2 separate regions of the Homo sapiens genome follow, and region 2 is linked to region 1. The links are chromatin contacts, found by Hi-C in ENCODE. All regions are on one chromosome and are shown on one strand. Each heading gives the region's core, a stretch centred on a gene start or an enhancer-like site at or near the end of the contact. The rest is flanking DNA. Distances are from core to core; before and after follow the strand shown. Region 1 holds the start of YAP1-DT (YAP1 divergent transcript). Region 2 holds the start of MMP1 (matrix metallopeptidase 1).

Evidence for each region. Hi-C counts contacts between places; a loop is a spot of excess contacts on that map.
Region 2: a map of endothelial cell of umbilical vein shows a loop between it and region 1 (4-fold over the local background). The contact joins the promoter of MMP1 here to the promoter of YAP1-DT in region 1. A Hi-C loop is called at or near these places in 1 of 168 maps with a recorded cell type or tissue (endothelial cell of umbilical vein).

Annotation. Positions count from the first base shown.
Region 1 is chr11:102,107,563-102,113,101 of GRCh38, reverse strand. YAP1-DT (YAP1 divergent transcript) reads left to right here and starts at 2,645. Exons shown (of 1, transcript NR_198976.1): 1 at 2,645-3,275. It overlaps YAP1 (Yes1 associated transcriptional regulator), which reads right to left and starts at 2,655. Exons shown (of 9, transcript NM_001130145.3): 1 at 1,933-2,655. The coding sequence starts at 2,253. RefSeq lists silencers at 2,743-2,872, 2,883-2,932.
Region 2 is chr11:102,796,092-102,801,630 of GRCh38, reverse strand. It overlaps MMP1 (matrix metallopeptidase 1), which reads left to right and starts at 3,471. Exons shown (of 10, transcript NM_002421.4): 1 at 3,471-3,643; 2 at 4,131-4,375; 3 at 4,469-4,617; 4 at 4,842-4,967. The coding sequence starts at 3,539. It also overlaps the pseudogene WTAPP1.

The DNA.
Region 1 (5,539 bases), core at 1,396-3,895:
ACCTTTTTGAGTTTCCCATCAGAATAAGTATGATTTAGGAAATCATTAGGAGAAATAAAAGTCGAATTTACAGATGCAAAACACTTAGTTAAAAACTTATTTAAAACAAACAAAACTATAATAGTTTATGAATTTTAGAACTGCTGGATATAAATTCTTGTAAAAATTATTTACTAGAAGAAAAAGTACACTTCCCAGTTGTAATTCTTTGTGGCTGATGCCACAAAATGGGGGATCCAATCTATGTGTATTATACTTTGAAAACATACCGTGCAGTCTGTAGGGTGCATGCCAACATACATTTACCCACAATGAGTCCATAAACCCACTTCGAGGGGTAAGAGAAAAAAGCATACCTAAGACAAATTGAAGTGTTTAGGCAAGCAGCTAAATTGTTTTTCCTTCTTTCCTCCTCCTTAACCCGGGTTTTTGTCATCAGGTTAAGTGATTTTTTCTGAGTTCCAAAACCCTTTGGTCTCCGACAGGAGACTATACAACAGGCCTGCAAATAGGAGAGGGAATGGGAGTGGGGGCGGTAACTCTTCTTTCCACTCAAGTTACATCCCGAGTGGGCTAACTACATTGCAGTATTTGGAAAACCTATTAACTTTTGGGCAAAGTTCCTATGCTGAAGTTTAGCCTGAAGCAAGTTCTCAAAAAAAAAAAAAAAAAAAAAGAAGAAGAAATAAAAAAGAAAGAAAAAGAGAGAACCCTACACAAAACAAATCCACTGGGACCTATTGGAATGTTAACACTCATTATAAACAGTTTCACTTCTATGCTGAATCAAGTTGGCACAATAATCGAACATTGTGTATGTGGAATAGCAGCCATGTTCATATCCGCAATAAGAATTAAAAAGCAATGGCGATCCTAGAATTAGTCATCGCTTCCCAAACATTAACTTTTAATCACAGTTGAACTAGGCAGGACTTGGCCTATGAGTCAACCTGCAGTGTATTATCAAAGGCTTGTGTTAAAACCTCGGTACTGTAAAGCGCAACTCAGTTCCTGCGCAACGTACAGATGTGGCTAATTCAAAAGCGTTTCAGCCGACTGTAAATAATAGTCTACAACTGGGAAACCAACACGCGACCTACTAAGTTTGATAAGAGCAAGCCGGCCCAAGTTCCAACACACAAGGGAAGAGCAGGGGTGAAAGAACTCCATAAACAACTTCCAGGAAAGTCTGGGCAGGGGAAGCCCGAAACCTGTATTCCGAAATCGCCTGAGCCGCGAGGAAAATAAATGCTTACGGGAGGGGGAGGGGAAACGGGAGGGGGGAAGGAAAGAAAGAGCAAAAAACTAAATGGACCGGTTCTACCCCCACCTCTAATCAACACTGGAAAACAAGAGAACAATTATTTGACTCCCCCAGGAGACTGAAGTGGACCGAGAGGCCGCAAAGGAAAGGGGCCCAGGGCTCAACTTCACAAACTCGGCCGCCGCTGGCAACACACCCACACACAAATGCCAGAGGCCCCCCTCCCCCTTTCCCAGCCCGGCCCGGCGGGAGCGAAGGTGCGGAGCGCGCGGAGGCGCGCGCATTGTGCAAGCCCACCGCGGCCCAGGCCCGACTTTTCCCCACCCCCTTCCTTCCTCCCCACCCCTCCTCCACTCCCGCCAACCTCTCGGGAACCCCGGGAAGAAAGAAAGGAAGAAGGAGGGAAAGCACGCCCCCCGGGGCTGCAACCGCAGAGAGAAACTCAGAAGGGAAAAACAAATCTCAGCCCCGGACTCTGGGAGGAGTGGGGAGCTGGTCACCGCGGCGGAGTGGACGACTCCAGTTCCACTTCGCCTCGGGACCCCCACCCCAGCTAGAGTTCCCGCAACCCCCCTCCCCTGACCAGAGCTGGCGGCCGCGGCTCCCGAGCGCCCCCCCGGTCTGAGGCCCGCCCGACGGGGAAACGGGGAGAGGGGCAACGAGGTTACCTGTCGGGAGTGGGATTTGGGCTCCGGCGGCTTGAAGAAGGAGTCGGGCAGCTTCCGGAGCCTCATGGGCACGGTCTGGGGCACGTTGGCCGTCTTGGGGTTCATGACGGCGTTGAAGAGCGCCTCCAGGTCGGTCTCCGAGTCCCCGCGGACGTGCACGATCTGATGCCCGGCGGGGGGTGCCTGCGGCGCCGCCTGGGTCGCCGCGGGTGCCGGTTGCCCGGGTCCGGACGGCGGGCCCTGCCCCTGCGGGGGCTGCGAAGGCGGCTGCCCTTGGCCCTGGGGGGCCGGTTGAGGCGGCGGCTGCTGCCCGGGATCCATGGCTTCTGCCTCCCCCGACGCGCACCCCCTGACCCAGGCGAGCGAGGGCTACGCCCGGACGCCCCGGCTCCACGGGCCGAGGTGGAGAAGCGGCGACGGCTGCGGGCCGGGCGGCGCTGTCCTCGCTCTCAGGGCCGGGGGGCTGCGCCGCGGCCCCGCATCCCCCGCCCCGGCGCCTCCGCCCCCGCCCTGCGCCCCGGCTCCACTGGTCTGGCGGCTGCGCCTCGGGAGGGGCTGCGAGGCACTCGGACCTGCGGCGCCTGAGAACTTTTTCCCTCCAACTCCCTTGACGGAGGCCGGACAGCTCGTTGCCTTTCCCCGCCTCCCCTTTCTCTTTATTTCCTTTTCTTGTTCCTTCCTTCCTCCCTTTCTTTTCCCTGGCGGCGGCTGCGCCCGACTGAGACAGAAACTCGCCTCAAACGCCAAAACTAAAGTTAGGAGAAGCGCCCGCCCGCGCCGCCGCGGCCCCGCCTCCTCTCGGCTCTTCCTTCCTCTGCGCGCCCGCCCGCACCGCGGCCCGGCCGGCAGCGCAGGGAAACTTTTCGCTGCAAGTTGCTACATTCCTGCACACTCCCGGCCCGCGGCGCCTCTCCCGGCCGCACGTGACCCGCTCGCCCTGGCCCGGTCCGCCCTTCGCCCGCGCTCAGCCGGGCAGGGGCCCGAAGCGTGCCCCGTATTCTGCCCCGCGAACCGCAAACGATGGGTCCAATCCGGGTCCGAACTGTGGTGTCTGCGGAGAACGCGGGCGCCCTTGGCTGCAGGAAGTTCTTCCGCTCCGCTCGGCCCCTTTTCCCCGCCCGTGCTCGGGAAAGGCGCTTCCAGTTCGCCTGGACCTGCGAAAGGGCCAAGGCCGAAAGAAGTGGAGAGAGGATGTGCGAACCCACCTCCTCCTCCTCGCGTTACCCCGGCTTGACCGAGCGGAGCGCCTGTGCGAGCTTAAAGCCGCGAGGATAGATTGGAGTTAAAATAGATACCGTGAGCCGGCATTGATGTTAATAAAGATCCATTGTTTTCAGCATTAACTTTATTTTGTAATTGTTTCACTTATCTGTTAGTCTGCAAAAACTCACTTGAGAGGGGTAAACGGTTACTGTAATTGAAGCTTTGAGACCAGGTCTGTAACTCAGTGTAACTTATTAAAAGAAACAAAAACACTACATTTTCCAAATAGTGAAATCACATCAACTTTTTTAGTACTCGAATTTGCAATAGTCACTGGAAGCCGCAACCCAAAAAATTAGTGCGTCTTCAGGTACAAGCATTCATGCCTCTGTACCTGTCTTTCATCCTCAAGGAGCTGGGTCCCTACCCCTGCTATCCCTGTGCCTGGCCCAACGGTGGACTCCGTTAATGTGGACTGAATAAGAAATGAATGGGCAAGGAGGTCATCCCAGGCACCTGATGTACAAGGAGCCCTTCTGGAAGCCACTCAAAAACAATAGAAATGTTTTTTAAGTCATACACTCTGGGTTTTTTTTTTTTAAAGCATCCTTGTTGAGATATAATTTATATACCATACAGTTTTTGCAATAGTTGTACATATTAGTATATTTAAGCAATTCACTGTTTTTTTAAATATATTCATAGGATTGTGCAACATCAGTCTAATTTTAAATGCACAAGCCCATTCTAAGGAAATCTGGCTTTCTTGTTTTAATGATTTTGTCTACAATGCTAGTGAAACAAAGGTATAAGTAGGATTAAGCAAGGAAAAAGTCCGTGAGCAAAAAGGTAATTTCTTCCTTCAGCCAGAACATGCCCAGGAGAATTCTGAAGGATCTGTATCACTTGGTGTGGTAGGGCTCGGCCAAAGGAGCAGGCCTCAGACACTCAAAATTCTAACAGAAGATTCCAATCAACTACTCTGAACCCCCAGTTTCCTGTCTGAAAAAAAGGATCAGAGTAAATGACACCCATGACTAGTTCTTGGATTTGTTCCCACTCCTAAATGTCAAGTGCATTTAACGACAGACTTGCAGGTTCTGGAGTTACAGAGTTTTGAGTTCAGGTCCCAGTTCTGCCATTTACTAGCTGTGAGGTTTTGGACAAGTTATTTATTTCCTGTTCTTTAATATTAGCATCAGGGGTAATAACACCTACCTCATAGTTGTTGGGGCATTAAATGAGTCAATGGATATAAAGTACTTAGCCCAGTTTGGGACGTGCAGTGAGTTCCACATCAATGTCAGTTGTCATTGTTGTCCCATGTTCACAGATTATTTCACAGGTAGTAACATAGCCTCTCCTTGCAGCAGCCCTCTCTTTCTAAGCACAGCCTCAGGGACCCTGTTGGTAGTCCCTTCCTCTCTTATCCAATAATCAGTCCACACAAACAAAACCTTTGGGCAGAAACTATGCATTAAAAACTTTACCTGAAAGAAAACTTTAGGAACCAAAGTGGGCCGGGTGCGGTGGTTCATGCCTGTAGTCCCAGCACTTTGGGAGGCCAAGGCAGGGGAATCACCTGAGGTCAGAAGTTCGAGACCAGTCTGGCCAAAATGGTGATACCCTGTCTCTACAAAAAAAAAAATACATAAAAATTAGCCAGGTGTGGTGGCATGTTCCTGTAGTCCCAGCTACTCAGGTGGCTGAGGCATGAGAATCACTTGAACCCAGGAGGTGGAGGTTGCAGTGAGCTGAGATCACACCACTGCACTCCAGCCTGGGCAACACAGCGAGACTCTGTCTCAAAAAAAGAACCAAAGTGATTGAAAACCTGGGATTGGAATAGAAGCTGTCCCTTTACTAGAGCATTTACTGCTATGAACACTAACTAAAGGGCTTCAGATACAGCAGAGGCTGCTTTGTTCAATATTGTTTCACCTGCCATTAAACTGAGGACAAAATTACTTTGATAAGTGGAGTGAAAGGGTCTTTGGAGTGACTATGTTCTGTAAGCACTTCTGTATCATCAACCAAGATTTTGTAATTTACTATTCCTCGTTTATACAATTTCAACCACGGTGTAGTAGGGGATAAAGATAACATATTCAGTCCTTTGTCTACTCCCTTCCTCTTCTGCCCATTTTGTGGACCAATTATCTGTTGGCAGCATCTTAAAATAGGGAGTCACCTTCTTCGTATAAAGATGCACCCTTATCCTGGATCATTTTCAATGTCCAGGTAGATCACTATCTCAAAACATGCGTATCCCAATTAGTTGACCTGTCAACTAAAATGGACCCTCATCTCTACTTCACTTTAGCCACCTGCCCCTTCGTCTGTACTCTGCATCATCCAGAAATACTCCAGTAGTGAAGTCAGACTATGGTATACCATATTCTTA
Region 2 (5,539 bases), core at 2,222-4,721, 690 kb before region 1:
AGTGACAGCTTGAAGGGGAGGATTCTTTCAGGCCTGTGGGACCGGGTGGTGGCATGGAGACATTATTGTGGACTTGAGGGAGTTAATGTGACAGTCCTCGTGTCTCCAGACACTTTCTCTCTGTTAGGGAAGCAAGATTTCTATCCCCAGAGTATGTATGTGTTATGTCTGGACTGCAGTGGCACAGAACTGTGTTCAACGAGTGACTACCGCTCTGCTGTGTGCCCTGGGACTTGGGGTTAATTGATCAATCATTTCTACCCAGAAGGTAACCATGAGGACTGACGGAACCAGTGTGTACCAAGTGTCTGTTAAGTGTCTGGTCAATGGTTATCCATAAAGCTACTGCATGGCCATATGTAGGAAGAATACAGACCGTGGGGCAAATTTTTCCCACGTGTAACTCTCACAACAAAATAGCATTAAATACTTAATGTTTCTGGCTAAAGACCATTTCAAGACTTGCAGGACAAAAAAATAGAAAAAATATCTGACACTCAAATGGAGTTACAAAATTAAAACGGCTGAATTCCCCAGCATAAAAAAATATGAAGCAAGATTGAAATTTCAAGACTAAGTTTAATATGGAAAAATACAAATATGTTTGAGGCCTTTCACAGAGCAGCCAGCATGAAGCAACCAAGAAAACCACGGAAATAATCTGGCTGCCTGGAAATAGTCCGGAGTCAGCTGACACAGCCACACGAGAGCCCTCTTATGCTTGTCATAAGGGGTAAAGGAATAATTTCAGAAAATTACATTTAAAAGAGAATTATGGGGGAAGAAGATGCTCCCAGAGGAAACAAATAGTATGGATGTGAAGAGCAAATACAACTTTAACATGTTCTGAACTTCTTGGAAACTATGCTAAGTTTAGGCATTGCTAGGATTTGGTATGATTTAATCCCCAGCTTTCTGTTCTAAATTTTTGTTTTCTTTTTTACTCTCAAATAAATCATATGCTAGCACCAGCTGCAAAGTTACATATGTTGTATTAGACGATCTTCCATGAATACCTAACTGGAAATTCCAAGATTCAGGGCCATGTGAATCTAGGCTGGCTGCTTAACCAAAACTTAATTTAATTTTTTTCGTTTATTTTAGGAAAAAAAATTAACGAAAAGATGTTTCAAGCAACCAGTTTCCAATCCACGTCAGCAACTATGACATTTAATGAAACACTATGAGCATTTAGCATGAGAGCTCTGGACTCAGATGCAGGGAGCTTTGCTAGAGAAGGGAGGAAAAAGCAGGCATGATGTGGCGGGTTGTGGGGGACTCCAAGGCTCTATTTCCAACTTCCATCAGAGAACTTCTGTTTTCACCTGGTTTTCAAATTTGCTTTCCAAAAGGGATTTTGTTTAAGTAAAGGATACAGAGGTTTATAAAAGTTTGAAAACTTCTACATTGCAGGATGTGCAGGCTCTTGCCAGATGGGACAGTGTATGAGACTCTTCCAGGGTGACGTCTTAGGCAATTTCCTGTCCAATCACAGATGGTCACATGCTGCTTTCCTGAGTTAACCTATTAACTCACCCTTGTTTCCCAGGCCTCAGTGGAGCTAGGCTTGTCACGTCTTCACAGTGACTAGATTCCCTCACAGTCGAGTATATCTGCCACTCCTTGACTTTTAAAACATAGTCTATGTTCACCCTCTAATATGAAGAGCCCCTTTCACTATTTTCTTTGTCTGTGCTGGAGTCACTTCAGTGGCAAGTGTTCTTTGGTCTCTGCCGCACCCTCCCTCTGATGCCTCTGAGAAGAGGATTTCCTTTTCGTGAGAATGTCTTCCCATTCTTCTTACCCTCTTGAACTCACATGTTATGCCACTTAGATGAGGAAATTGTAGTTAAATAATTAGAAAGGATATGACTTATCTCAAATCAATCCAAGATATACTGAAGTATTGTTTATGAGTAAGATATCAGTCTTGACGCAGAAAGAAAACAGGAATCCATAAGGGGAGGAAAGTGTTGAAAAGCAAACCTGATACAGTGGGAAAGGTGGGAGACACCATAAGGTGCTGAAGTGATAAAACAGGCCAGTGTTTCTCCACTGTATGTTTTCAATAAATGCTTCCAAGGAAGGAGAGTGGGGCATGAGTAGGGGAGCTACAGAGATAAACCAACTTTTCTTACCAGGAATGCTACAGATAGCACTGGTGACACCGGTCACCAGTACCCAAGACAATTTAATGTGGAACATAAGTACAGGAATACACATCTTTCATTACAGAGCCATGTATTTATTTTAATGGGCAGGAGATGCTAAATAAGATCTTTTGAATGGAGGAATGCATAAATATATGAATGAATGCATACATGAAAGAATAAATAAATGCTGCCTAGCACCAAGGAGCGAAGATAGACTCATATCAAGGGAAACAAGTATGATTAAAAATAAGACCCCAGAGTCACGCTCAGTCTCTTTCCAGCCTTTTCATCATCCGGTACATTCAGACAAGTTTCAGGGAAGGATCCTATTTGTCCCATGATAATGATGGGCAAGGGGTGGGGAGTTATCTCATACTCCGCCTGTGGATGAGGGGTCTTCTCAGGTAAGGCTCTTAAATCCTAGGCCTGAGTAAATTTTTTCAAATTTTATTTTAGACAGGGTCCCTCTCTGTTGCCTAGGCTGGAGTGCAGCGGCACAATCACAGCTCAATGCAGCCTCAACCTCCCAGGCCCAAGTGATCCTCCCACCTCAGCCTCTTCAGTGACTAGGACTACAGGTGCATGACTCCATGCTTGGCTAACTTTAAAAAATGTTTGTTTGTTTGTTTGTTTTTTACAGAGATGGGGTCTCACCATGTTGCCCAGGCTGATCTTGAACTCCTGGGCTCAAGTGATTCCCCTGCCTCGGCCTCCTGAAATTCTGGGATTATAGGCTTGAGCCACCATGCCTGGCTCTGAGTAAAGATTAAGGGAAGCCATGGTGCTATCGCAATAGGGTACCAGGCAGCTTAACAAAGGCAGAAGGGAACCTCAGAGAACCCCGAAGAGCCACCGTAAAGTGAGTGCTGGGGGAGCTGAACTTCAGTCAGTACAGGTGCCGAACAGCCATCAGGTGCGCAGTGTTAGTAATTCCACCCTCTGCCCTGGGAGCAAGGTGTGTGGAGAAACCTGTAGCACTTTATGACCATCAGAACCAGTCTTTTTCAAAAAGACCATGGAGTACTCTTTGACCTGTGTATATAACAAGAACCTTTCTCAAATAGGAAAGAAATGAATTGGAGAAAACCACTGTTTACATGGCAGAGTGTGTCTCCTTCGCACACATCTTGTTTGAAGTTAATCATGACATTGCAACACCAAGTGATTCCAAATAATCTGCTAGGAGTCACCATTTCTAATGATTGCCTAGTCTATTCATAGCTAATCAAGAGGATGTTATAAAGCATGAGTCAGACAGCCTCTGGCTTTCTGGAAGGGCAAGGACTCTATATATACAGAGGGAGCTTCCTAGCTGGGATATTGGAGCAGCAAGAGGCTGGGAAGCCATCACTTACCTTGCACTGAGAAAGAAGACAAAGGCCAGTATGCACAGCTTTCCTCCACTGCTGCTGCTGCTGTTCTGGGGTGTGGTGTCTCACAGCTTCCCAGCGACTCTAGAAACACAAGAGCAAGATGTGGACTTAGTCCAGGTAAATGCTGCATTGCATGTGACAATAATGTAAATTTTTAGTTTGTATTTTTCTGCAGTAATGTAATAGAGTTTTTTAAGGATAGGTTTCTTATAAAGAGATTTTTTTTTTTTTTGCTAGAAACAGCACCCTCCACCCAAAATGTATCTAGCCATGCATACGCTCTCTTTTTCCAGTTGGAGGTGAGAGTGAACTAAAGGAACAACATCCAAACTTGTCTCCACAAATTGTAGACTTGTAACAGTATGCAAATCTTGCTCTACAAAAATTGCTCTACTATGAAGTTCTTACTTCACAATAACTAATAGTAGGGACATTTCTACTCTGAAATTTCATTTCTCACCAAAAATAAGGATAAAAGCAACTGCGAAATCTAAACACAAGGTTTAAAAGCAGTTCTCTGTTTTGGCTAAAACTTAATGCCATCAATTTTTAGAATAATGAGAAAGATTTCCCATGCAGTGTTTCGATAATTTTCTTTTGTCAGAAATACCTGGAAAAATACTACAACCTGAAGAATGATGGGAGGCAAGTTGAAAAGCGGAGAAATAGTGGCCCAGTGGTTGAAAAATTGAAGCAAATGCAGGAATTCTTTGGGCTGAAAGTGACTGGGAAACCAGATGCTGAAACCCTGAAGGTGATGAAGCAGCCCAGATGTGGAGTGCCTGATGTGGCTCAGTTTGTCCTCACTGAGGGGAACCCTCGCTGGGAGCAAACACATCTGACCTACAGGTAGGCAGACTGAGGGCCAGAGTGAGAGAGCTATTTCCCATGACAGTGGTAAGAAGTCATGTCCAATGTGTCTCTATTTTGTTTCATTCTAAGGATTGAAAATTACACGCCAGATTTGCCAAGAGCAGATGTGGACCATGCCATTGAGAAAGCCTTCCAACTCTGGAGTAATGTCACACCTCTGACATTCACCAAGGTCTCTGAGGGTCAAGCAGACATCATGATATCTTTTGTCAGGGGAGGTAAGTTCTTCTTATAGCACCTTAACCTCACCTTGCCCCTAGATCTCGTAGCTTTGCAACTGGAATTGATTGTTTAAGATGAATGTTGATTTTATGGGCTCGAAGAGGGAAACTGCATCACAGTTGATGGAAGTCTGTTGGCCTCTTAACAAAGCTAATGCTTGCCCTTCTGGCTTAGCTTACATAAGAACCACAAGGAATCTTTGTTGAATTGTTTCTTTCAGATCATCGGGACAACTCTCCTTTTGATGGACCTGGAGGAAATCTTGCTCATGCTTTTCAACCAGGCCCAGGTATTGGAGGGGATGCTCATTTTGATGAAGATGAAAGGTGGACCAACAATTTCAGAGGTAAGCCAATCAAATTTGCCTCTCTCAATTCTCCCACCCCTTCATGTTTCATTGTAATATTGGTTGATTTAGTTGAAAGAATGCATTCATAGAAGTATATATTTTTCTATTACCACTCAGAAAATTAGTGATACACTTAGAAAAGTGAAAGAGCGGTCTTTTCTGCTAGCTAACAACATCTTAGCAGTGACAACTAGGCCACTCTAAAATTTTTATTAAGAAAATTGTTGAAAACTTTGATGTTTTAATTGTGGGCATCAACATTGAAACTTTTTCATTAGAAGAAAACAGTGAAATTTAACAGCGGTCATAAACTTATGTGGAAATTAAAGAAAAGGAAGGCTTTTTGTGTTTTCCAAAATTTCCAGCAGTCAACATTTATCAGTTTTGTAAATAAGAAAAATATTAAATATTAGGCTGGGCGCAGTGGCTCATGCCTGTAATCCCAGCACTTTGGGAGGCCAAGGCAGGCAGATCACAACGTCAGGAGTTTGACACCAGCCTGACCAATATGGTGAAACCCTGTCTCTTCTAAAAATATAAAAATTAGACAGGCATGGTGGCACACGTCT